2 separate regions of the Homo sapiens genome follow, and region 2 is linked to region 1. A link is an interaction called in ENCODE POLR2A ChIA-PET data of the cell type or tissue named here. Cell type or tissue: MCF 10A. All regions are shown on one strand. Links, peaks and the distances in the headings refer to the core of each region. The heading gives the core; the rest is flanking DNA.

Evidence for each region. ChIA-PET counts read pairs that join two places held together with the same protein. Peaks named below come from ENCODE experiments on the same cell type or tissue, not always from the same donor. Only the 100,000 strongest peaks of a DNase experiment are listed, where the experiment ranks them.
Region 2: POLR2A ChIA-PET joins it to region 1 with 5 read pairs; 4 of 35 experiments call an interaction of 5 or more read pairs at or near these places.

The regions. Positions count from the first base shown.
Region 1 is chr13:73,068,940-73,081,693 of GRCh38, forward strand. It overlaps KLF5 (KLF transcription factor 5), which reads left to right. Exons shown (of 4, transcript NM_001730.5): 4 at 6,769-8,599. The coding sequence ends at 6,947. Among named protein-coding and RNA genes, the nearest start is that of KLF5, 16 kb to the left of the region's middle. RefSeq lists enhancers at 5,789-6,595, 6,596-7,401. In MCF 10A, for the core only: no CTCF peak of the experiment used is centred there; no DNase peak of the experiment used is centred there.
Region 2 is chr13:73,126,665-73,139,418 of GRCh38, forward strand. No RefSeq gene overlaps it. Among named protein-coding and RNA genes, the nearest start is that of KLF5, 74 kb to the left of the region's middle. In MCF 10A, for the core only: no CTCF peak of the experiment used is centred there; a DNase peak (open chromatin) is centred at 7,067.

The sequences.
Region 1 (12,754 bases), core at 3,585-8,584:
ACAAAAATTAGCTGGGCATGGTGGCACATGCCTATAGTCCCAGCTACTTGGGAGCCTGATGCAGGAGAATTGCTTGAACCTGGGAGGCAGAGGTTGTGGTGAGCCAAGATCATGCCACCACACTCCAGCCCGGACAACAGAGCAAGACTCCATCTGAAAAAATAATAATAATAAAAAATAAAAAATCGATAATATTGACAATAAAGATATTTTCATTGCAGGTACTTACTAAAAGCAACATTCAGTGTTCTGAACATAAGTTACTCTTCTTTTTGTGGAACTGTGGGAAAAGGGTAAAAGGCTTTTTAGGAAAACTGTATACAAAGGTTTTCACTCTGGGCCTTAATGGATGGAGATCTTACAATGTGAATCGAGAAATAATAGTGGTTAAATGTGTAACCTGTTTTATTGGTAGAGATAACACAGGCAAAATCTTTTTTGCAGGAAGAGATTTAGGACTCAGTGGTTTTTTGAGTCTCTATTTGAAAACTATTGCAGAGGAAGTATCACATTTATTAGCCTTTAGTATTAGATTTTATTAAACATTCTTTTCATTCTTTTCCATTTTTTTTTCATTTGCAGCTTTGAAATTTATTTTGTGTATTGATAATTTCAAACAATTTTTTTTTAAAGTAGTAGCTTAAGAGACTTGCTGGTTCAGACCCCAGGAAAGGTATTTATGAGCATGAAAGCTTAGAAGCAATTTCTTTTTAATGACTCACTGGGAAGATTAAACTTTGCTTCTAGGACTTGTTCTTTCTTCTGAGAAACATTTACATAGGAAATTGATTAAACATTGTTTAGAGATGATAAAGCTTATCAAAAGTTAAGTATAATTTGATTCAGCAAATATTTTTTACTGGTTTTGTGGAGAATCCAAAGATGAATAATCTCTTCTTGCCCTTTTGTTCATAGACTAAATAGAATTGCTGGAGTGGAGATAGAAATAATTAGTCTTGAAAGTAGAGAGTAATGTTTTTAAAAAATAATAATACAGTCACCCAAGAATTTGGCAGATATTTTTGGTTCTATAGAATGTAGTAGCTGTTTACTTGATGGCCTACATCGTTTCTAGTGAAAGATTAGAAATAATGTCCTACTTTAGTAAAAGTATCTCCGTAGCAGCATTCCTAGTCTGTTAGCCAGTATTATTTATATTCAAGGATCTCAAACAACAACTCTTATTAAGGATAAGTTACAGTTTTAGAAGTGCACAGTAGGTAACTTTTACCTAAAAATATCTATATAGAAGAATAAATTTATTTTTGGCTACTTTATGAAAAGGTAAACCTTTACGAGTTGGGAGGAGACCTACTGGTCAGGGTCACCATGTGAAGTGCAAATTAAAGGGAAGGTTATCTAGTACTCATTCCATACTGGGAAAAAATGAAAATAGAGGATTTTTCTGTTTTGCTTACAAAAAGAAAAGGTGAAATTCCTCATTGACACTTTAACGTCAGTGCGAACTCCCATTATAAGAAAGTGAATCCGAGTGTTGTCTCGTTATCAGGAGACGGAAGAATTGGTATTTGATTTCATTAACTCTATTAATGACAGGGGATAGTCTTCATAATGTTTACTGGGAACCCAGAGGAGAAGTAGCAGTAGTTTAGGAGCCCAGAGATTCCAAATCTCTGCTAGGATGTAGACTGTAAGTGTAACCCCTGACATCGTGATCCCACCCATTCCCTCTCTGGGTTTGGCAGATCAGTGCTTTCTGGCCCTGGGAGAAGTCCCCTCGCTGCCTTTGACCAGTGCTAGGGGCTCTAGTATGTCTTGGCTTTCCTGAAGTCCAGTCCAGTTCTACCTAAGACAATTTGTTTAAACAGAGTTTATCCCTGTATAACTTCAGAATGGACAATAACTCATTCGATTATTTTCTCTGGAAGTGGCTCAAAACATGGTTCTCACCTAAATGCGTATTACCAGATTACTCTCAGTGGTCCTGGGCAGGGCAAAGCCAGGCAAAAGCCCTGCTGCAGGAGGGTCCACAGAAGAATAAAAAGCTGACAGCCTCACAAGAACCTTTTATGCCTTCCCTCCTTTTCTTTAATCAGAATAACTGAGTTGTTTTCAAGATGCATTAGGGAAAGTGTGGCATTACAGCAGGAATAGAAGATAGTCTCTGCCCTTGAGGAACTTTAAAAGCTAGTTAAGGAGGCAAAATACAACTATTTGAAGCCTTCCTAAAGCAGTATATGTGCAAGTGCAAATTGATAGCTCAACAGAAATTTCAGTGATGGGGATACAGAGAAGTGAAATGATCTCTCCTGGTCTGTTCAGAGGCTTTCTAGAAGGAGTGAGGTATCGGATTTTAAAGAAAGTGATAAATATAAATTGAGGAGAGAAAGGAATTTCTCTTTTGTTGCTTTTGTTTTTGTTTTTGGCAATCAGCTTCCTTAGGTTGAATGGGCACAATATTGATGGTGTTATCTGGTAAATAATTAGATGCATTTACAAATGCTAATAATACTAATCTTTGATATGGACCTTCTGTTCCAAGTATAGGAAATGTGTGACAATGAGTTTTAATAGAAAGGTTTTTGATGGAAAATTACTGGCATAGACGTAAAAATATGAATTAGTGAGCTAAAATCATCCTCCTACTTTATCTCTTTTCTTAGATATCTAAATCATTTTCCTATGAATTTCTTTAATAAGTGTTTCCTATTTTTCTCCCTTTTGATTTTTAGAAGCAAATCTAATATGAGCCTATTTCAGAGACTAAATTTCGTAAGTCTCAAATGATGGGAAAAATCTAATTATTATTGAATTGCATGAAAATATTTTCCTCTTGAAATAAGAGCCCATTTTGAGCTTCAAGGACTCTTAAGTTCTAAGAGTTTAGATTAGGTTGAAATAATTTATTCTACTTTAAAAGTTTGGATTGTTTAGGTTCGCAGAACAAGATACAAGATTTTAAGTTCTTTGAGGCCAGAAACCAAGTCTTATTTGAGTTTTGCAAGGCATTTAGTACAGGTTACACCTTCACTAATAAACAGTGACTTTAATTCTCATGATATTTTAGCTTTATCAGATATTGATTGAGTTGTCTTTTAGTCACCAGGAAGGAAACCGATGTGTAAATTTGCTGCAATAAACTTTTAAAACATTATCTAAAATAACTATTTTAAGATAAATATTTTATCAGTGATTTTTATTCTTTTGTTAGAAGAATCTATGTAGAACATTTTAGGGAAAGGCCTTGGTATGTCTATTGAATGTGTTCAGCAGAGCAGAGAAACTTCCCATTCCATTGTGATAGGTTCAGAAGTCATTCAGAGGGGGGAAAAAAAAGGACAATTTTCAGTTTGTTGCTGAGGATTTTTAAAATGGCTTACAAACATGTTCCACTAACCCACTGAAATTCACTTACCCTGGGGGAAAGGAGCTATCGTTAGGTGATACCTGGGAATTGGCAATACCTGAACAGTGCTCAGGACCCCACAGGCCCCACAGAGGCTGGCACTGCCAGGTTGTGCTCTCTGTTTCAGATCGTCTGGGGTTCAAGGCTTGCTGTGAGTCCATTAAGCCATTCCTTAGCTGACCTTCGCAAGTGGCTTTAGAATCTGGAAATGAATTTGAACAATATGTATGTGTTCCTTAAATCGTTCAAAGAGAGTGTATTAGTGTTTGCTAATGGAAGATTTAAGTGAGACATTAAGGAAAAGTGGCAGACCAGGATTCTTAATGTGGAGCTCATCGTTTTGCTTCTAACTCTACGGGGTTATTGTGAGGAAGCGAGATAATGAGAAGTACCTCGCTCTGGAGTATGTGCTCCATGGCTGCTGGTGCCTGCTCCCTTTTCCTTTTACCGGTAATGTTTCTGCTTAACATTTTTGTAAAGTATGTTAATGACTTTATCAGCGTGGATAGTATGCATGTTTAACTTGAACATAGTTTTCAAAGATTAGAGATTCTAGCAAAATACTCCTGTAATTTAAAAACAGAATGAGAAAACACATACTTTGAGATAAAGTGGGAGCTTGTTTTCTGTGCTGTACAAACTTGTCACTTTTTTCTTTTTGCCTTTGGAAAGTTTCACGTTAACAGCATGAGAACTTAAAAATACAGTTGATGTTGAAAGAGCTTAACTAAATATTTTAAATTGGTGGTATTGGAAAGAGATTCTGTAAAAATCCAATTAAACTTTTGAAAGCTCTATCCTGTTGAAATATAACTTAAAGGAAGTCAGTTTGGTTTCCCAGAAGTACTGTGCATAGTGTTTCTGGCTGAGGAAGAAAGGCCCAAGTCTGCTGTTTGGCCAGAAATTGGGTACCAGTTTCCTCTACGATGTTTTACTTGAACGGTGTTGACACTTGAACAAATCCCATAGAAACTGCCCCAAGTGGGGGGATAGTTGTCCTTACTTTTATGGTAAGACTTGGCCCCAGTAACTAACATTCCAGACACTGGTAGTATTCTTGGCTGAATACTCTATAGATGTGCATAAATTGAGAGCAAAACCCCAAATGTTTTAGAAACTTTAATGGCTACCGTATTTCAAGCAATCAGTAAAGTAAACTTTAAAAAATACTGGTGCAGTTTATTGCTTCATAGCCAATAAAAATAGTGAACAAAAAGAGTCTAGTGTCCCTTGTTTCTTACATAAACTCTGAAAATTCAGTTCTGCTATTTAATTATTAAATTCAAAAGACTAGAATGATTTCTTTTAAAATTGGGAGCACTATAGGAATTTTTTTCCTTGTCTCAGACATCAGAAATAACTTTTTCTTTCCATTAAATGACAGTAAAGTATTTAACCAATATGTTTGTTTCTGTGGTTTATTTTTCACAGGGAACAAAAACTAATAGTACTGTGCAAAAATTTTTTTTGTGATCAATTTACATCTACAAATGTGATAGCTATATTTACTACTGGTGTTAAAATATTTCTATATATCAGACATTTTATGTGATTGTAAGTGACAGAACGTGATTTATACTTTGTTTTGTAAATGGCTTGAGTGTCTTAGGTTAAATTTCTGGTTAGAATCTACTATGAGGGGAGAAAAAACTTCTAGAATTGAGATGTTCATTTTTAAAGTGGATTGATAGGAACCAGAAAGGGAATTAAAACAAAAACTGTCTGGGTCAGAGGCAGAGGAGAGAAGAGAGGAAGTATGGCACAGCAATCCATACCATGGGAAATGTAGGTGAACTCTCAAGGGAAAAAAAATTGGGACCACTTTCATGTCGTCTGTTTTGGCACTTTCTTCTTTGTCTGAGAGTCAGAGTGGTTATCATGACAACAAAAATATATTAACCACAAATTGTAGAAATCTCAGTTGATGAGGACAGGGTCTTTTAAAGTTTAGACTGACTTGGTTAATCCTACAACTTCCTGAACATGATACTGCTAAATTAGGCAGAAAGGTTGTGCAGTTTCTGTTTCGTCAGAACTAAACAAGTGTTCAAAGCAACTCTGAGGTTCCTCCCTTTCAGAAGGAAACATTTTTTTAAGGGAATTTAAGAGGTGAAAAAGTATCTATATAAAACTCAGCAGTAAGCCAGTAATACTTTAATATACAAATTTATCTCACGAATTCTTATAAAAAATTCATAGAAAATTATAAAATCATAAATGTAGGAACTGCTAGTTAATGCTCACTGAAAGAACGTTTTGGCATTTATTCCTACTGGAATATATGATCTCCAGTAGGATTCTTCACAAACAGAGAATTAAGACTACATTATGAATATTTAGTGGTTTTGAAAGTTAAACAGCTGGCAAGCTTTGGGGAGCATTAGGAATAATATACATTACAGGATGGGAGGGAGGAACATACCAACTCAATACTCAAGGGAAGAGAACTGTGAAAGAATGGAATGGGTAGGTTGAACAATTTCAGACTTTTAGATGTATATTACACATGTAAGCTCCATGAGGCCAACTGTTTTTATTTTGTTAGCCATTGTATCACAAGTATTTGGGACAGTTCCTGGCCTATAATAGATGCTTGGCGAATTGTTTATGGAATGAATTTTGGGTGTAACACATGACAAAGAAAAACTAAATACAAGTCAACAAATGTCAGTTTTTACAGTTGTTTCATGGTCTTTTTTTTTTACCAATGTGAAGTTATCAGTACCAGACTATTTTGCTTCAATCTGCAAAAGGAAGGTGTGTGAAGGTGTGTGTGACTCTCAAAGAGTGAATGCCCTAATAGTCCATTTTGGAGGCCATGTTTTCAAGTGAACTGATTGATGAGCTGCAAGCTTCTGTCTGGCTAATTTAGAAACATCTAGGACCAGTTTCTGGTTAAGCAGTTGTGGTACATGAAATTCAATGTATAGGTGATTCGTGCAACAGCTTCTGAATTTTTTCCTCCCTCACCCACCTTACAGCCATTAGTCCTATAATAATTTAATTTGGGTTTGTTGGTATAGAAACTGTATTTGCACAATAATGATAAAGCCACTCAGGCTCATCTAGTCATTTCCTGGATTTATGTGTGTAGGAGTACATAAAAATAAGGGCACTGATTCGTTTTGTACTTGTCTAAAATTGTTATTCTTCAGTTGTTCAAAGGTACACAAAATGCTTTTTTCTTTATGAGGTAAAAAATACTTGGAGGTTATAAGAAATAACTCTTAACTAGCTTACTTTGAGTGGCTTTGATATGTATTTACTCATAATGGAATTCATGAGCTTTCCTTCTTTCGCTTGGCCAAGATTTTTTTTTTCTTTGAAATTCCTTCTCCGGTGTTATCTAGGATGTTTGCATTACAAGCAGGCCGCTTTACCTCCTTTGTTCGTTGTCACAGGTGAAAAGCCATACAAGTGTACCTGGGAAGGCTGCGACTGGAGGTTCGCGCGATCGGATGAGCTGACCCGCCACTACCGGAAGCACACAGGCGCCAAGCCCTTCCAGTGCGGGGTGTGCAACCGCAGCTTCTCGCGCTCTGACCACCTGGCCCTGCATATGAAGAGGCACCAGAACTGAGCACTGCCCGTGTGACCCGTTCCAGGTCCCCTGGGCTCCCTCAAATGACAGACCTAACTATTCCTGTGTAAAAACAACAAAAACAAACAAAAGCAAGAAAACCACAACTAAAACTGGAAATGTATATTTTGTATATTTGAGAAAACAGGGAATACATTGTATTAATACCAAAGTGTTTGGTCATTTTAAGAATCTGGAATGCTTGCTGTAATGTATATGGCTTTACTCAAGCAGATCTCATCTCATGACAGGCAGCCACGTCTCAACATGGGTAAGGGGTGGGGGTGGAGGGGAGTGTGTGCAGCGTTTTTACCTAGGCACCATCATTTAATGTGACAGTGTTCAGTAAACAAATCAGTTGGCAGGCACCAGAAGAAGAATGGATTGTATGTCAAGATTTTACTTGGCATTGAGTAGTTTTTTTCAATAGTAGGTAATTCCTTAGAGATACAGTATACCTGGCAATTCACAAATAGCCATTGAACAAATGTGTGGGTTTTTAAAAATTATATACATATATGAGTTGCCTATATTTGCTATTCAAAATTTTGTAAATATGCAAATCAGCTTTATAGGTTTATTACAAGTTTTTTAGGATTCTTTTGGGGAAGAGTCATAATTCTTTTGAAAATAACCATGAATACACTTACAGTTAGGATTTGTGGTAAGGTACCTCTCAACATTACCAAAATCATTTCTTTAGAGGGAAGGAATAATCATTCAAATGAACTTTAAAAAAGCAAATTTCATGCACTGATTAAAATAGGATTATTTTAAATACAAAAGGCATTTTATATGAATTATAAACTGAAGAGCTTAAAGATAGTTACAAAATACAAAAGTTCAACCTCTTACAATAAGCTAAACGCAATGTCATTTTTAAAAAGAAGGACTTAGGGTGTCGTTTTCACATATGACAATGTTGCATTTATGATGCAGTTTCAAGTACCAAAACGTTGAATTGATGATGCAGTTTTCATATATCGAGATGTTCGCTCGTGCAGTACTGTTGGTTAAATGACAATTTATGTGGATTTTGCATGTAATACACAGTGAGACACAGTAATTTTATCTAAATTACAGTGCAGTTTAGTTAATCTATTAATACTGACTCAGTGTCTGCCTTTAAATATAAATGATATGTTGAAAACTTAAGGAAGCAAATGCTACATATATGCAATATAAAATAGTAATGTGATGCTGATGCTGTTAACCAAAGGGCAGAATAAATAAGCAAAATGCCAAAAGGGGTCTTAATTGAAATGAAAATTTAATTTTGTTTTTAAAATATTGTTTATCTTTATTTATTTTGTGGTAATATAGTAAGTTTTTTTAGAAGACAATTTTCATAACTTGATAAATTATAGTTTTGTTTGTTAGAAAAGTTGCTCTTAAAAGATGTAAATAGATGACAAACGATGTAAATAATTTTGTAAGAGGCTTCAAAATGTTTATACGTGGAAACACACCTACATGAAAAGCAGAAATCGGTTGCTGTTTTGCTTCTTTTTCCCTCTTATTTTTGTATTGTGGTCATTTCCTATGCAAATAATGGAGCAAACAGCTGTATAGTTGTAGAATTTTTTGAGAGAATGAGATGTTTATATATTAACGACAATTTTTTTTTTGGAAAATAAAAAGTGCCTAAAAGATGTATGTGGTGCTTTTCTTCTTTACCTGCAATAAAGAGTCTGATCAGGGCGGTTAGTGAGAAATCAATTCCACACATTTGTAGAGGAGCCACATTGAACCCGTACCTACATAAGACGGGGATTTATTTTTTGAGACGGAGTCTCGCTCTGTCACCCAGGCTGGAGTGCAGTGGCGCAATATCGGCTCACTGCAACCTCTGCCTCCCAGGTTCAAGTGATTATCCTGTCTCAGCATCCCGAGTGGTTGAGATTACGGGCGCACGTCACCACGCCTGGCTAATTTTTGTATTTTTAGTAGAGGTGGGCTTTCACCATATTGGCCAGGCTGGTCTTGTGAACTGACCTCGTGATCCACCCACCTCAGCCTCCCAAAGTGCTAGGATTACAGGCGTGAGCCACTGCGCCCAGCTGGGGGATTTATTTTTTAAATTAGCATAAAGGGAGTCATAATTCACGAATACTTATCTGGCCACGTAATGCACGAGACCTTAAGCATCCTTAGTTGAAAACACCATAGAGAGTTAACTTGCATGTGCTAGTCTGGAGGCTGTGTCATCAGAGGCAAACAAGAAGAATTGGTGTAACACTTAAAAAAATCATTAGGATTTGGTTTTATTCCGCAGCAACAAGTACACCTAGAACCTACATCTTGTGTTTTTTTTTTTTTTGACACTATCACACAGGCTGGAGTGCAGTGGCGTAATCGTGGCTCACAGCAACCTCTGCCTTGGGTTCAAGGGATTGTCCTGCTTCAGCCTTCTGAGTAGCTGGGATTACAGGCACGTGCCACCATGCCCGGCTAATTTTTGTGTTTTTTGTAGTGATGGGATTTCACCATGTTGGCCAGGCTGGTCTCAAACTCCTGGCTTCAAGTGATCCACCAGCCTTGGTCTCCCAAAGCACTGGGATTACAGGCGTGAGCCACTGCGCCAGGCCTAGGTTTTGTTTTTATTTGTTTATTATTATTATTTTTAATTATGCTTTAAGTTCTGGGGTACATGTGCAGAATGTGCAGGTTTGTTACATAGGTATACACGTGCTGTGGTGGTTTGCTGCACCCATCAACCCGTCATCTACATTAGGTATTTCTTCTAATGCTACCCGTCCTCTAGCCCCCAACCCCATGACAGGCCCCAGTGTGTGATGTTCCCCTCCCTATCTCCATGTGTTCTCATTGTTCAATTCCCACTTACGAGTGAGAACATGCGGTGTTTGGTTTTCTGTTCTTGTGTTAGTTTGCTGAGAATGACGGTTTCCTAGATCTTGGTTTCTAATACCATTGTCCAATTTTTAAAAAATGAGCTCCTTAGAGAAACAGCTGATTCTAAGATTGGAGTGGGAAACATGCAAGTCCGGAGCATCCTGTAGTGTGAGAAAGTGGTATATCAGAAGGAATATAGGAAGCGATGAAAAAACCCGGCCGGGCGCGGTGGCTCATGCCTGTAATCCCAGCACTTTGGGAGGCTGAGGCGGGCAGATCACCTGAGGTCAGGAGTTCAAGACTAGCCTGGCCAACATGGTGAAACCCCGTCTCTACTAAAAATACAAAAAGTAGCCGGGCGTGGTGGCAGGTGTCTGTAATCCCAGCTACTCGGGAGGCTGAGGCAGGAGAATCGCTTGAACCCAGGAGGCAGAGGTTGCAGTGAGCCAAGATTGTGCCATTGCACTCCAGCCTGGGGGACAAGAGTGAGACTTCCTGTCAAAAAAAAAAAAAGAACCCTACAATAATCGGGGTATGTCAGCAACAAAGTAAAGCAGGATTGCATTATAATACAGTATAAACTATCCCTTTGTCTGTACTGATATAAATGGTTGCATAAACAGAAGAGAGAGATCTGTGCCGAATGACTCCAAGTAAGTTTTTTAGATACCTCACCCTCAAAGAGTGGAAGAAAACTGTCTACTCTTCAGTGTGGGCTACATATAGTGACTTCCTTCCAAAGATTACCTTGTGGAAAGGAGGAGAGGAGGAAGAGTAGCTTTACAGTGGGTAAGTCTGCCCTCACCACCTCAACCAGTTGATCAAGGTCCACCTCAGCAGTGATAAGTCACGCTGATAGTGTGTACCCTTGATATGATGTGATGAAAATGGAACTTTGCTTCTCCTTCTGAAAACATGTACCCCAGCGTGATCATGAGAAACACATCAGACAAACTGCAATTGAGGGATATTCTACAAAATACCTGATAAGTATTCCTCAAACTATCAGGCCATCAAACACAAAGTCTGACAGATTGTCAAAGTCAAGAGACATGACGATACAATGTCATGTGGCATGTGGATGGGATTCTAGCACAGAAGGAGGGCACTGGGGGAGAATGGAGGAAATTTGAATAAAGTATAGAATTTCACTAATGTATCTTTTTTTTTTTTTTTTTTGAGATGGAGTCTCGCTCTGTAGCCCAGGCTGGAATGCAGTGGCGTGATCTTGGCTCACTGCAACCTCTGCCTCCTGGGTTCAAGTGATACTTTCACCTCAGCACCTCCCTGCCTGCCCGTCGAAGTAGCTGGGATTACAAGTGTGTGCCACCCGGCTAATTTTTGTATTTATTTATTTTTTTTTTGAGATGGAGTCTCGCTCTGTCGCCCAGGCTGGAGTGCAGTGGCGCGATCTTGGCTCACTGCAAGCTCCGCCTCCTGGGTTCACGCCATTCTCCTGCCTCAGCCTCCCGAGTAGCTGGAACTACAGGTGCCCGCCACCACAGCTAGCTAATTTTTGTATTTTTAGTAGAGACGGGGTTTCACCGTGTTAGCCAGGATGGTCTCGATCTCATGACCTCATGATCTGCCCGCCTCAGCCTCCCAAAGTACTGGGATTACAGGAGTGAGCTACTGCGCCCGGCAAGTTTTGTATTTTTTGTAGAGACAGGGTTTTATACCATGTTGGCCAGGCTGGTCTCAAACTCCTGACCTCAAGTGATCTACCCACCTTCCCCTCCTAAAATCCTGGGATTATAGGTGTGAGCCACCATGCCCTTTTCGGCTGTAATGTGTCCATATTAATTCATTGATTGTGACAAATGTATCATACTAATGTAAGCTGTTAATATCATACTAATGTAAGCTGTTTCCCCCTGGGAAACTGGGAATGGGGTTAGAGGAATTCTATTATCTGCAATACTTCAGTAAATCTACAACTACTAAAAGAAAAGCGTTAGTTTAAAAAAAGTGAAGAAAAGCCAGGCATGGTGGCTCATGCCTGTATTCCCAGCACTTTGGGAGGCTGAGGCAAGTGGATTACCTGAGGTCGGAGTTCGAGACCAGCCTGGCCAACATGACAAAACCCTATCTCTACTAAAAATACAAAAATTAGCTGGGCATGGTGGCATGCACCTGTAATCCCAGCTACTTGGGAGGCTGAGGCAGGAGAATCACTTGAACCTGGGAGGTGGAGGTTGCAGTGAGCCGAGATCGCACCACTGCACTCCAAAAAAGTGAAGAAAAATCAGTATCACTATTACATATTCCCACAATAAATGGTATGGGGGAGGGATCCCCAATGTTCTCAGATCTGAAGTAAAAAACTGCAGTTATGTATTTTGGCAACATGTTTATTTAGCCTCATTATTTGACTCCTCACTCTTCCTAATCATTGGAGTAATATCTAGCTCAAGAATATTACACACTTCATTCCTTTGCCACAGCTTTTTCCCTCCCTCCCTCCCTCCCTTCCTCGCTTTCTTCCTTCCTTCCTTCCCTCTTTCCTCCCTTTGTCTTTTCTTTCTTTTCTTCTCTTTTATTTCTTTTTCTTTTTGAGACAGGGTCTTGCTCTGTCACCCAGGCTGGAGTGCATGGCATGACCGTGGCTCACTCCAGCCTTGACCTCCCAGGTTCAAGCAATCCGGCCATCTAAGTCTCCCAAGTACCTGGGACTACAGGTGTGAGTCATCATGCCTGGCTAATTTTGTGTGTGTCTGAAGACGGGAGCCTCCCTGTGTTGCCCAGGCTGGTCTTGAACTCCTGGGATCAAGGGATCCCTCCACCTTGACTTCCCAACTTGTGATTACAGGCGTGAGCTACTGTGTCCACCCCTGCCCTGAAACTTCTTAGATTCTTTTTGTGATTCAGCTCTAATTGATTGATAAGGAGATGTCAAAAAATTACCTCCTATTTCTGTGTGAATTGACTTAAGCCACTGCAGCAATTGAATACAT
Region 2 (12,754 bases), core at 4,043-9,042, 58 kb after region 1:
GATCACTTGAGCTCAGGAGTCTGAGACCAGCTTGGGCAACATGGCGAAACTCTGTCTCTACAAAAAATACAAAAACTAGCCAGGCATGGTGGCATGTGCCTGTAGTCTCTGCTACTCAGGAGGCTGAGGTGGGAGAATCGCTTGAGCCCAGGAGTCGGAGGTTGCAGTGAGCCGAGATCATGCCACTGCACTCCAGCCTGGGCAACAAAGCAAGGCTCTGTCTTAAAAAAAAAAAAATAAATAAATAAAAAAAATATATATATATATGGAGAAATGTTTAAAATGATTTAAAAAAACTTTTCAATTTAGTTTCTAATAGGAAAACCTAAAATTCAACTTGTTTATTTCTTTGTAGAAGTAACTCTAAAAATTGAAAATTAAAGCTATCTGGTATTGAGACAGGAGACTTGATTTTTCTTAGATAATATTTGTCAATTTCTAAAATTTAGAAGCTCCTAGAGGATAGAGGTCTTATTGATTCTGTTTACTTTATATGACCAGCTCTGTTTGTGGTATATACTCAATATATGTTTGACTATTATTATTATTTTATAAATAATATAATATAATAGTAGTATTTATTATTATTATCACAATATTCATGACTCATGGGAGGAGGTAAAAACATCAACATTAACAGAAGTTCAGAAGAAATCAATCCTGATCCTCCTGAATGACTTTGGAGATTAAAGTTTTCAGTGGAGGAGGGAACTGCAGATGTGATGGAAATAGCAAAAGAACTGGAATTAGAAGTGGAGCCTGAAAATCTGACTGAATTGCTGAAATCTCATGATAAAACTTGAATGGATAAGGAATTTCTTCTTATGGATGAGCAAAGAAAGTGGTTTCTTGAGATGAAATCTGCTCCTGGTGAATATGCTGTGAACATTCTTGAAATGACAACAAACGATTTAGAATATTACATAACCTTAGTCGATAAAGCAGCCAGAAGGGTTTGAGAGGATAGACTGCAACTTGGAAAGAAGTTGTTCTGTGGTTAATGCTATGAAACAGGATTGCATGCTACAGAGAAATCTTTCATGAAAGGAACAGTCAATTGGTGCAGCAAACTTCATATGTGTCTTATTTTAATAAATTGCCACAGCCACCCCAACCTTAAGCAACCAGCACCCTGATCATTAAGCATTAAGGCAAGACCCTCCACCAGGAAAAATATTGTAACTTGTGAAGATTAGATAATCATCAGCATTTCTTAGCAATAAAGTATTTTTAAATTAAGGTATGTATGTTGTTTTTTATAGACGTAATGCTATTGCACACTTAATAGACTACGGTATAATGGAAACATAACTTTTATATGCACTGGGAAACCAAAAAGTTTCTGTGACTTGCTTTATTGCAATATTTGTTTTATTGCAGTGATCTGGAACTAAACCTACAATATCTCTGAAGTATGCCTGCATATGCTTTTAAAAGATATGTTAGATTTAAAATAATCACTATATGTTCATTGCATATAAATAGAAGGTTTCTTGACAATATATTTATAAAGTAGCTGTATGTTTATACAAAAGGTGCACAAATGCTTATCTGAGCATCGGGTCCTCAGTGTCTTACTTCTTAGGTGTTTGATGGTTTTGATGGTTTTTGTTGATTGAAACCACCTATTTGAGCCCTTTTTAAAAATTATTTATTTATTTATTTATTTGTTGATACAGCATCTCCTTACTCTGTGACCCAGGCTGGAGTGCAGTGGTGTGATCATAGCTCACTGTAACCTTGAACTCTTGGGCTCAAACGATCTTCCTACCTCAGTCTCCTGAGTAGCTGGGACTACCAGCATTTTCCACCATGCCTGGCTTATTTTTAATTTTTAATTTTTTTTTTTTTTGAGATGGAGTTTCACGCTTGTTACCAAGGCTGGAGTGCAATGGCATGATCTTGACTCACTGCAACCTCCACCTCCCGGGTTCAAGCGATTCTCCTGCTTCAGCCTCCCAAGTAGCTGGGATTACAGGCATGTGCCACCATGCCCGGCTAATTTTGTATTTTTAGTAGAGACAGGGTTTTACCATGTTGACCAGGCTGGTCTGGAACTCCCGACCTCAGGTGATCCACCCACCTCAGCCTCCCAAAGTGATGGGATTACAGGCATGAGTCACTATGCCTAGCCAATTTTTAAAATTTTTTTTAGAGATGGGGCCTCTCTTTGTCGCCCAGGCTGGTCTTGAATGCCTGGCCTCAAGCAGTCCTCCTACCTCAGCCTCCCAAAGTGTTGGGATTACAGGCATTAGCCACAATGTGCAGCCTATTTGGACAATGTTTGATTCAGAAATCACAGATCCAGATATAGTGGAGCACCTGTAATCCCAGCTACTTGTGAAGCAGAGATGGGAGGACTGCTTCAGCCTAGTAGTTCCAGACCAGCCTGGGTAACACAGTGAGACCCTGTTCCCCCCGCTCCACCACCCCCCACCAAAAAAAAAAAAAAACAAACCCACAGAAAGTCCTACTCACATTTTGACTTACTCTTACTTCCTGCGTGAATGACCAAGTTATAGGAGAATGCAGCTGAATCATTTGACCTACTGATGAGATAGATTCATTTCAGGACCAGGTTGAGGCTCTTGGTCCCCCAGCCAGCCTCACATTATATATTTCACAAATGCCAAAGTGCTCAGATAAGACTCTTTTCTTGTTCTTTGAGATGGAGTCTTGCTCTGTCACCCAGGCTGGAGTGCAATGGCGTGATCTCGGCTCACTGCGACCTCTGCCTCCTGGGTTCAAGCGATTCTCCTGCCTCAGCCTCCCAAGTAACTGGGATTACAGGCATGAGCCACCGTGCCTGGCTAATTTTTGTATTTTTAGTAGAGACAGGGTTTCACCATGTTGGCCAGGCTGGTCTCGAACTCCTGACCTCGTGACCAGCCTGCCTCGGCTTCCCAAAGTGGTGGGATTACAGGGTGAGCCACCGCGCCCCGCCTTGAATAAGACTTTATGAAACAGCAACCAGTTTCATTTGAGCGGCCTTACCATTTGAAAATAAATGATGCCATATTTAACCAGATGGTGAGTATGGAATTACTTTATATAAACTCAACTTGATGCCAATAGTTTTACATATATCGAACAAGTAATTAATTTAAAAATGTTCCGAAAAATACCATACAAAACTGTACCTTTTTGGCATTAGTAACATAAAATAAAGACATTAAAAATTATCAATTTTGTAGTCTTTACTTTTTTACTGTTAAAGAAGAATGTGGCTGGGCATGGTGGTTCATACCTGTAATCCCAGCACTTTGGGAGACTGAGGCGGGCAGATCACTTGAGGGGAGGAGTTCGAGACCAGCCTGGCTAACCTGATGAAACCCCATCTCTACCAAAATTATAAAATACTAGCTGGGTGTGGTGGCATGTGCCTGTAATCCCAGCTACTTGGGAGGCTAAGGCAGGAGAATCACTTGAACTCTGGAAAAAAAAAAGAAACTCCCAAATTGCTTGAACCTGGGGGGCAGATGATCGAGTGAGCGGAGATCATGCCACTGCACTCCAGCCTGGGCAACAGAGCAAGACTCAGCCTCAAAAAAAAAAAAAAGAAAAGGAATGTGATCCTGGTTGGTACAACTTTAGTTTCTGCTTTCCAACTGCTTCAGTTTTCTTCATGCAATTATTTTTCATTTTTCATGTAAAAAATAACTAAAAATACTTTTTGTAAAAATTTAACTTACAAAAAATATATGACACCTATGGAATTGCCTCCTAAAATTCACTCTCTGCCCTGTACCTCAAATGCTACTTTCCTCACCAGAAGTAACCACTGATAATACTTTGTTCTACATTCCTGATCTATTTTCTATTTTCTCTCTGTGTAAGTACAAACAATTCTATCTTTTGAATTTCATATATGGGATTATATCACACATATTTTTTCTATAACTTAATGCTTTCACTTGTTTTTTTCCATAACAGTGTACAGAAATCCAGCTAATCCCTTTTTTTTTTTTTGAGACAGGGTCTCTCACTATTTGTTGCCCAGACTGGAGTGCAGTGGCATGACCTTGGCTCACTGCAGCCTCAACCTTCCAAGCTCGGGCAATCCTCCTGCCTTAGCCTCGCAAGTAGCTGGGACTACAGGCATGCACCACTACACTCATGTATTTTTTGTAGACATGGGGTCTTTCTTTGTTGCCCAGGCTGCTGCTCATTCATTTTAAATGCTGCAAATTAAGTAATCAATAAAATACTATCTACTGCACTTTTTTTTGGTTTTATCATATCTCTATTAATAAATCATTTAGAAACTCCTCCAAGATTTCAGCTACAAAATATGTTATCATGAACTTTCTTATACATGCTTCTTCAATTGCTTTCTTTTCTTCTAGTGAATTGCCTTAGGAGACTCGTTCTTCGTATTTGGGGTCTTGGGTATTGACTGCAAAGATTGAAATATGAAATGTGGAGGTGCTACTTTTGACTTTTCCAAAGTTTTCCAGCTGAATCTAGGGTGAGAAGTAAACTTTTCTCTTCTCTGAGATTCCCCATGAACTTGAGGGGAAGGAGAGAATATGGTAATGGCAAGAAACTTGGAGATCCACGTGTTGACTAGCTCTCATTTCCCAAATAAACAAACAAAAATCTTGCTTGACATGATATTCCTTTATAGCTATGGTTTCTTCCTTTTCTTCACATTGCAGTCAAGCTTTGCTAAAGAGAAATTGCTAAGTGCTCACTTCCCATTCAGTTCTCCACCCGCTGCTATGTGGGCCCTACCCCACCACAGCCTCCACTTCTGAAACTGCTCCTTCAAGGCCTTCTGCTTACTACATTCTTTGGATGCATTTCAGGCCCTTCATCACCTGGCCTCTAGGCACCGCTCAACACTCTTGATCACTTCCTGCAGGAGCTCTCACCTCCTTTGGTTTCAGTGACACTACTGTATCAGTTAGCTCTGGTTTGGACGAAAGTAACAGAAAACTCGACCCAAATTGGTTTAAGCAATAAGGAACTTCATAGATTCATGTAAATAGAAATCTAGAGGTAGAGCAAGCATCAGGCTTGGCTCCAGCTCCAGATGTCTGGGATTCTCCAGTTTTGGCTTTCTTCCTTCGTATGGCTTTCTTCTCTGATTGGCAGGGAGAGAGAGCTGCAGCAAGTCTAGGCTTCGTATTTATCTAGGATGACATCTGAAGAAGGAAAAGTATAATTGCTAAGAGTTCTTCCAACAAAGTAATGAAGAATTTGTCTGAATCCCCGTCAAACTTTTCTTGAATCTCATGAGGTCACCAGCTCCTTGCAGTCACCAGCAAAGGGGGTGGGATTATTTTTAGACAAATCAGGTCACCTCTTGGAACTAGAGACATTCAACTTCCTTAGAGGCCCATGGACTTCATGTGGGTAGGAATTATGTGAAGGAGTGCAGGGAATTGACACTTGTTAGGAAACCAACAGTGTCCACCACAGCATTCTTCTGATTTTTTTTTTTTCCATCTCTGGTTGCTCTTCTTGGTCCCCTACTAACTTCCTCTTCCTCTGCTTAGCCCTTCCGTGTGGATGGGCCCCCGAGTACCACTCTTGCTTTCTTCTCTTCCCGTTGTTCATGTTATTCCTGGGACAGTTTATTCACTCTCAAGGCTGTGTATGCCGATGACTCCCAAATATATAACCCCAGTCCATAGAGTTTTTCTAAACAGTAGACTCTTTTAGCCAATCACATATTGAACATCTCCACTGGATTATCCCATATGCATCTCAAACTCATCATGTCCCAAACTAAATTCATCAATATGGCCTGAAGACCAGCAGCACATCCTTCTATATTCCCAATCTCAGTGGATGGCATCATCAAACACGATTCCCTAGGTCATTGTAGACCTCTTTTCTTCCCTGACATGGAAGCAGTCACAAAACCATGTGGATCTAGCCACTGCAATTTAGCTTAAGGCTACAGTCCATGAGAAATGTTTTCTGTATTATGCTCTCCCCCCAATTCAGGATGTGTTATGTGACGTTATGATACTTCATATATATCTCTATAACAGCACTTCTTTTTTATGTTTTTTTATTTGTTTTGTAGAGATGGGGTTTTGCCATGTTTCTCAGGCTGTTCTCAAACTTCTGGGCTGAAAGAGATCTGCTCGCCTCTGCCTCCCAAAGTGCTGGGATTACAGGCATGAGCCACCACACCGGGCCTATAAGAGCACTACTATTGTTCACTATTTTCTTGATTGTAGGAATTTCATCTTACTATTTTTTTTTAATTCCTTTTCTGTCTGGGCGCGGTGGCTCACGCCTGTAATCCCAGCACTTTGGGAGGCTGAGGCGGGCAGATCACTTGAGGTCTGGAGTTTGAGATCAGTCTGGTCAACATGGTGAAACCCCGTCTCTACTAAAAATACAAACATTAGCCAGGCGTAGTGGTGGGCACCTGTAATCCCAGCTACACAGGAGGCTGAGGCAGGAGAATTGCTTGAACTCTGGAGGCAGAGGTTGCAGTGAGCCGAGATTGTGCCACTGCACTCCAGCCTAGGCGACAGTGTGAGACTCTGTCTCAAAAAAAAAAAAAAAAAAAAAAAAATTCCCCTTCCCAGCAGAGTACCTTGGACATGGTAGGTGTTCCAGAAATGTTAGATGAGTATTTAATGACTTTAGTTATTATTATTATTATTATTTTTAGAGACAGGGTCTCACTGTCACTCAGGCTGGAGTGCAGTGGTGGGATCATAGCTCACTACAACTTCAAACTTCTGGACTCAAGCAATCCTCTCGCCTCAGCCTCTCAAGTAGCTAGGACTATAGGTGCTTGTCACCACACCCAGACAATTTTTATTTTTTATAGAGACAGGGTCTTCCTATGTTGCTTGGGCTGCTCTCAAACTCCTGGGCTCAAGCAATCCTCCCACCTTGGCCTCCCAAAATGTTGGAATTACAGGTGTGAGCCACCACACTCAGCTGACCTTAGTCTTTAAATACTTATTAAACCACTATTATTTCCAGACATTCTTTCAATCTCTGACTGTCTGATGCTCTTCCTTGACAGATTTGGTTCTGCGGTTGGGATGGGTGGAGTCAGTGGGAAAATGCCAGAAACTGTGTCCTAAGGCAGTGAGTGCCAGGTCAGGGCCAGTGTAAACAATATAAAAGCAGGTCAGAGATCCAAATAAGATTGGATGAATCTAGGAAGCTAAGGCATGAAGCCAACTGGGTTGGTGTCTGTGTTTTTGAAGAGGCTGGTGGAAAGGAAATCTTAGACTTAATCTCAGGTCCATGAGAGACATCTGTGGCAGTTTTTTATTCACTTTAAGATGCTCACAGTGTCATAGTCCCTGGGATACAAAGATGAATAGGAGCTCATGGTTTTGTGGGAAAACAGATAGGTTAAAAAAAAAAAAACTTACACTTTGATGTAAGAAGAGACATAATAAAGCAAACGTATACAACATTTGCTTGGAATAAATTGTGATGACTTTGGAAAAATTCTGGTTATGGAAGTTTTTGTTTGTTTTTTAAAAGAGAACACCTCGAATTTGGCATTTCAGCTCCTCAGATGTCCTCAGGACAAATAACACCCTTTGATACATAGAAAAAAGTTGGATGGTTCTATTATTCCAAAAGGATCCACATCACAACTTTTTTCCAGGGCTCATAGGGCCTGCTACTCTGCTACTCTGTGGAAATCTTTTCAGTATCTTTATACTAAAGCTTTAAATATGAAAGTTTGTTTTTGAGGGTGGTTTTTATGCAGAGAAAAGATTATTCAGAGTTTACTCCAGATATATGAAAATTAATATCTAATATATTAAAATTAAATTTATAAACTATACATTTAAATTATTAATTATAAGTACCTGTTTTTTCCTTAAGCTTAGTTTAACTTCTGTAATCGTTTCATTAAATAAGCATTCTGTCCCTATCTTTATCTCATTTCCTCCTGTAAGTCCCATAATGTAAATACTTGCTCACTTAATGGTGTCCTGTAAGTTCCATAGGCTGACTTCACTGTTTGTCATTCTTTTTTCTTTTTTTTTCCCTTTCCTACTGGGTAATTTCAAATGATGTATCTTCAAGTTCAGAGATTTTTTCTTCTGCTTAATCTAGTCTGCTGTTGAAGTTTTCCTATATTTGTTCATTGAATTCTTTAGCTCCAAGATTTCTGTTCAGTTCTTTTTATAATAATATCTATCTCTTTGTTAAATTCCTCATTCAGATTATGAGTTGTTTTCCTGGTTTTGTTGAATTATCTGTATTCTCTTGTATCTTGCTGAATTTCCTTAAGATCATTATTTTGAATTTCTTTTCAAGCACTTCATAAATTTCTTTTACTTTGGGGTCAATTACTGTAGAGTTTTTATGTTCCTTTGGTGGTATCATATTTCCTTGCTTTTTCACGTTTCTTATGTCCTGTTTTGATGTCCATGCATTGCTGGAAGGATCACATCTTCCAAATGTTACAGAGTGGCTTTCATAGAGAAAGGCTTTCATAGAGAAAGACTTTCATCTGCAGATGGGTCACAGTGCACTGGTTAGGAAGGGTGTGGTGGCTCTGGTTTCAAGTAGATGCAGTGGTGTAGATGAGGTGGTGAAGGTCGGATGTTTCCTTCCACTCTTTTTTTTTTTTTTTTTTTGAGATGGAGTCTCACTCTGTTGCCCAGGCTGGAGTGCAGTGGTGCAATCTTGGCTCACTACAACCTCTGCCTCCCGGGTTCAAGCGATTCTCCTGTCTCAGCCTCCTGAGTAGCTGGGTCTGCAGCAGTGTGCCACTACGCCTGGCTAATTTTTGTATTTTTAGTAGAGACAGGGTTTCACTATATTGGCCAGGCTGGTCTCAAACTCCTGACCTCAGGTGATCTGCCCGCCTTGGCCTCGCAAAGTGTTGGGATTACAGGCATAAGCCACGGCGCCCGGCCTTTCCTTCTATTCTTTATGTGGCTATCCTGAGTTTCTGTGCTCTACAGGGTTTCTGCCACTCCTTTGATATACTCTGGTACTCTCCTTTAGTTATTTTCATCAAAATATAGTTACTTATTTGTTGTTTTGTTTTGGCTTTGCTATGGGAATAAGCACTAATGGCTTCTGGTTGGCCACCTTGCTAATGTAACTTTCTAAATCTTATTCTACTAAAAGACTAGCAAATTTTATATCACTTTATTTTATTATTATTATTTTTTGAGACGGAGTTTCACTCTTGTCGCCCAGGCTGGAGTGCAGTGGCACAATCTCTGGTCACTGCAACCTCTGCCTCCCAGGTTCAAGTGATTCTCCGGCCTCAGCCTCCTGAGTAGCTGGGATTACAGGTGCCCGCCACTATGCCCAGCTAATTTTTGTATTTTTGGTAGAGATGGGGTTTCATCATGTTGGCCAGGCTGGTCTTGATCTCCTGACCTCAGGTGATCTGCCCGCCTTGGCTTCCCAAAGTGCTGGGATTACAGGCGTGAGCCACCGTGCCCGGCCTTATATAACTTTTATAGAAATTTAAATGAAGCTTGTTAAATGAAGACTTTTAAACATTTAAAACTGCATTTATAATTTAATATTTGGGCTGGGCATGGTGGCTCACGCCTGTAATCCTAGCAATTTGGGAGGCTGAGGTGGGCAGATCACTTGAGGTCAGGAGTTCATGACCAGCCTGGCCAACATGAAGAAACCCCATCTCTACTAAAATACAAAAATTAGTCAGGCATGATGGCGGGTGCCTGTAATCCCAGCTACTCTGGAGGCTGGGATTGGAGAATTGCTTGAACCCAGGAGACGGTGGTTGCAGTGAGCCGAGGTCGTGCCACTGCACTCTAGCCTGTGTGGCTGATCGAGACTCCATCTCAAAAAACAAAACAACAACAAAAACAAAAACAAAAATAATTTAATATTTGTGATTTTCCTATTAAATGCTACAGTTGCATGATTTATTTATTTATTTATTTAGAGACAGGATCTCATTCTGTGCCCAGGCTGGAGGGCAGTGGCACGAACATGGCTCACTGCAGCCTCAGCCTCTCCAGGCTCAGGTGATCCCACCTCAGCCTCCCAAGTAGCTGGGACTACAGGCACACAGGAACATGTCTGGTAATTTTTGTATTTTTAGTAGAGATGGGTTTTGCCATGTTGCCCAGGCTGGTCTTGAACTTCTGGGCTCAAGCGATCGGCCCACCTCAGCCTCCCAAATTGCTGCGATTACAGGAATGAGCCACTGTGCTTGGTCATTTCTCTACATAATTGGAGACTTTTTTAGGGCTGGAAGGTGCTTATGCTCTGTGGACAAGATTATATCTCAAAATATTTTTTCCTCTACAGTCATAGCTGCATGTGTGTGGCTAAATGCACTCTTGAAGACTCTGAGACTCTGTGATCCTATTTGTAGTAGGAGTGGTTTCAGATTCCTAAACTCTGATTTCAAGAGCTGTTTCCTAATTCTTCCATCTACTCCACCTGCTTTCAGCACTTGATTGAATTTTGCATGTTGTTGACTCTTAAGACACTTAAATGTCCTGCACTCTATTGGAGCTAAAGACAATTGTACTCGAGAGGTATTTGCATTCTTTTTATATTCTTGCTTTCTGTTAGGACCACAACCCTCCCAATAATCTAAGGTCGTCTCATCAAACTCTGGCTACCCTTCAAGACTTTGTCTTAATAAAGTCACAATTTCAAAGGTCATTCTAACGATTTAAACTAGATAGGTTCTTCTGTGTTTCCTGGTCGTCTCTCTAAGCCTGGCTGGCTCTTTCTTATTTTTTAGGTCTCAGCTTGAATGTCTTATCCTCACAGAGCTCTTCTCTGATTGTCCTTTGATAAGGATGGGATCTTTTATTATTTCATATCATGGCACTTGTTAAACAATGTTCTTCACACTACATAAAGTAATTTGGGGATTATTTTGTCTACTTGTTAGTTATCTGTTTCTCCCACTAGAATGCAAGCTCCGTGAGAGCAAAGACTAGTCTTTTTAAAAATTAATAGTTTATTTTGAAATAACTTCAGGGTCATAAGAAATTGAAATGATAGGCTGGGCGCGGTGGCTCACGCCTGTAATCCCAGCACTTTGGGAGACTGAGGCAGGTGGATGAAGTGAGGTCAGGAGTTCAAGACCAGCCTAGCCGACATGGTGAAACCCCATCTGTACTAAAAATACAAAAAATTAGCCAGGCATGGTGGCCGGTACCTGTAATCCCAGCTACTCGGGAGGCTGAGGCAGAAGAATTGCTTGAACCCAGGAGGCAGAGGTTGCAGTGACCTGAGATTGTGCCATTGCACTTTGTCGCACATTGCCATGGGCGACAAAAGCAAAACTCTATCTCAAAAAAAAAAAAAAAAAGAAATTAAAATGATAATATAAATACCTCTATGTACCCTTTATCTAGTTTCTCAAAAGAATTACATTTTTATATAACTATTGTACATTATCAAAATTCAGAAACCGACATTGATATAATACCATTGTTTAGACTTATAGGACCTTTCTGATGTTTCACCAGTTTACATACACTTGTGTGTATGTGTGAGTGTGTGTGTGCACATATGTGTGGTTCTACGATCTTGTACCCCTTGTACAGGTTCATGTATCCACCGCAATTGGGACATAGAACTGTTCCATCTCTGCAAAGACACTCCTCTTGCTGCCTCTTCATAAGCACTAGTTTGTCTTGTTCACTTTTGTCCCCTCAGTGCCTTGCTTAGTGCCAGGTACATGATCGGCACCAAATAAATATTTGTTGAACGTACCAGTATGTAGCCAAATATTCCGGAATTTGTTTAATTTGTTTGGATAAAGGAGTATTAATCTGTTATTGAACTTTGGTTACTAAGAGGCTGTTTGAGGAGAAAAATGTCATCAAACCCCATCTCGTTATGACTAATTTGCAAAGAATACAAAAAATCCTCAGCTACCAAATCTCAGAGTTGTTGCAACACTAATGAATCCAAATCTTATAATCCAGCCTTTGCCAATGTGGAAAGGCTAAAAGTCTTGAAAGGAGAGCAAAATAGATACTATATATATGTGTGTGTGTATGTGCGTGTGTGTGTATGTGTGTATGTAAATATATATATATATGTTTTTTTCTCCAAATATTGAATGTGAAATATCATTTCAACATACTCTGGAATCCGAACTAGCAAACGAAGGCAGCCTGACCAAGAATGCTGTGCTCCTGTGCCGCCAGGCCTCCTTCCTCCTGGTTCCGATTACTAATACTGTCCCAAAGTAAACAGAAACTTGACCCTCCATTAACTTGCTGTAGACTGCCTACAATAACATTTCCCCTAATGGTACTAGGGGGAAATCGACGACTCCCGAAAGATATTTGCACATTGCTGGAGTTTCTTGACCTTAAGATATCTTTTTGGAAGCATTTAAAGAACTAAGGAAAGAAACTGCCCTTTAAGTAGACCTTGTGACAGAAGTAGGTGGGAAAATAATGACACTGCATACCAAACCTTACCTTTGCACAGGATAACTCCCTGACAAATGCTATGGCAAACATGCTGTAAGAATACCATCATATTCATTCACCTCTTTTGTGATAAGAAAGGCTATGGATTTGATATCTTGAAAACCTTTGTTTTGCAGGGTTTGCTTTAGCAGCTCGCCTCTTACTCACCATGTATAGAGACTGAATTACTTTGGAATCCGTTTTCATTTAGTGACTTGAGGTAGAGCATTCAGTGTATTTTGTGTTAGAAACCACAGGTGGGACCTGTTTCTGTAAATGATTTATTTCCAGGGATCTGTTCCTTTAATTGATTTCATATTTACTTAAGAAAGTTCTTTCTTTGCTTGCCTTGTCGTCCCCCACTGAGA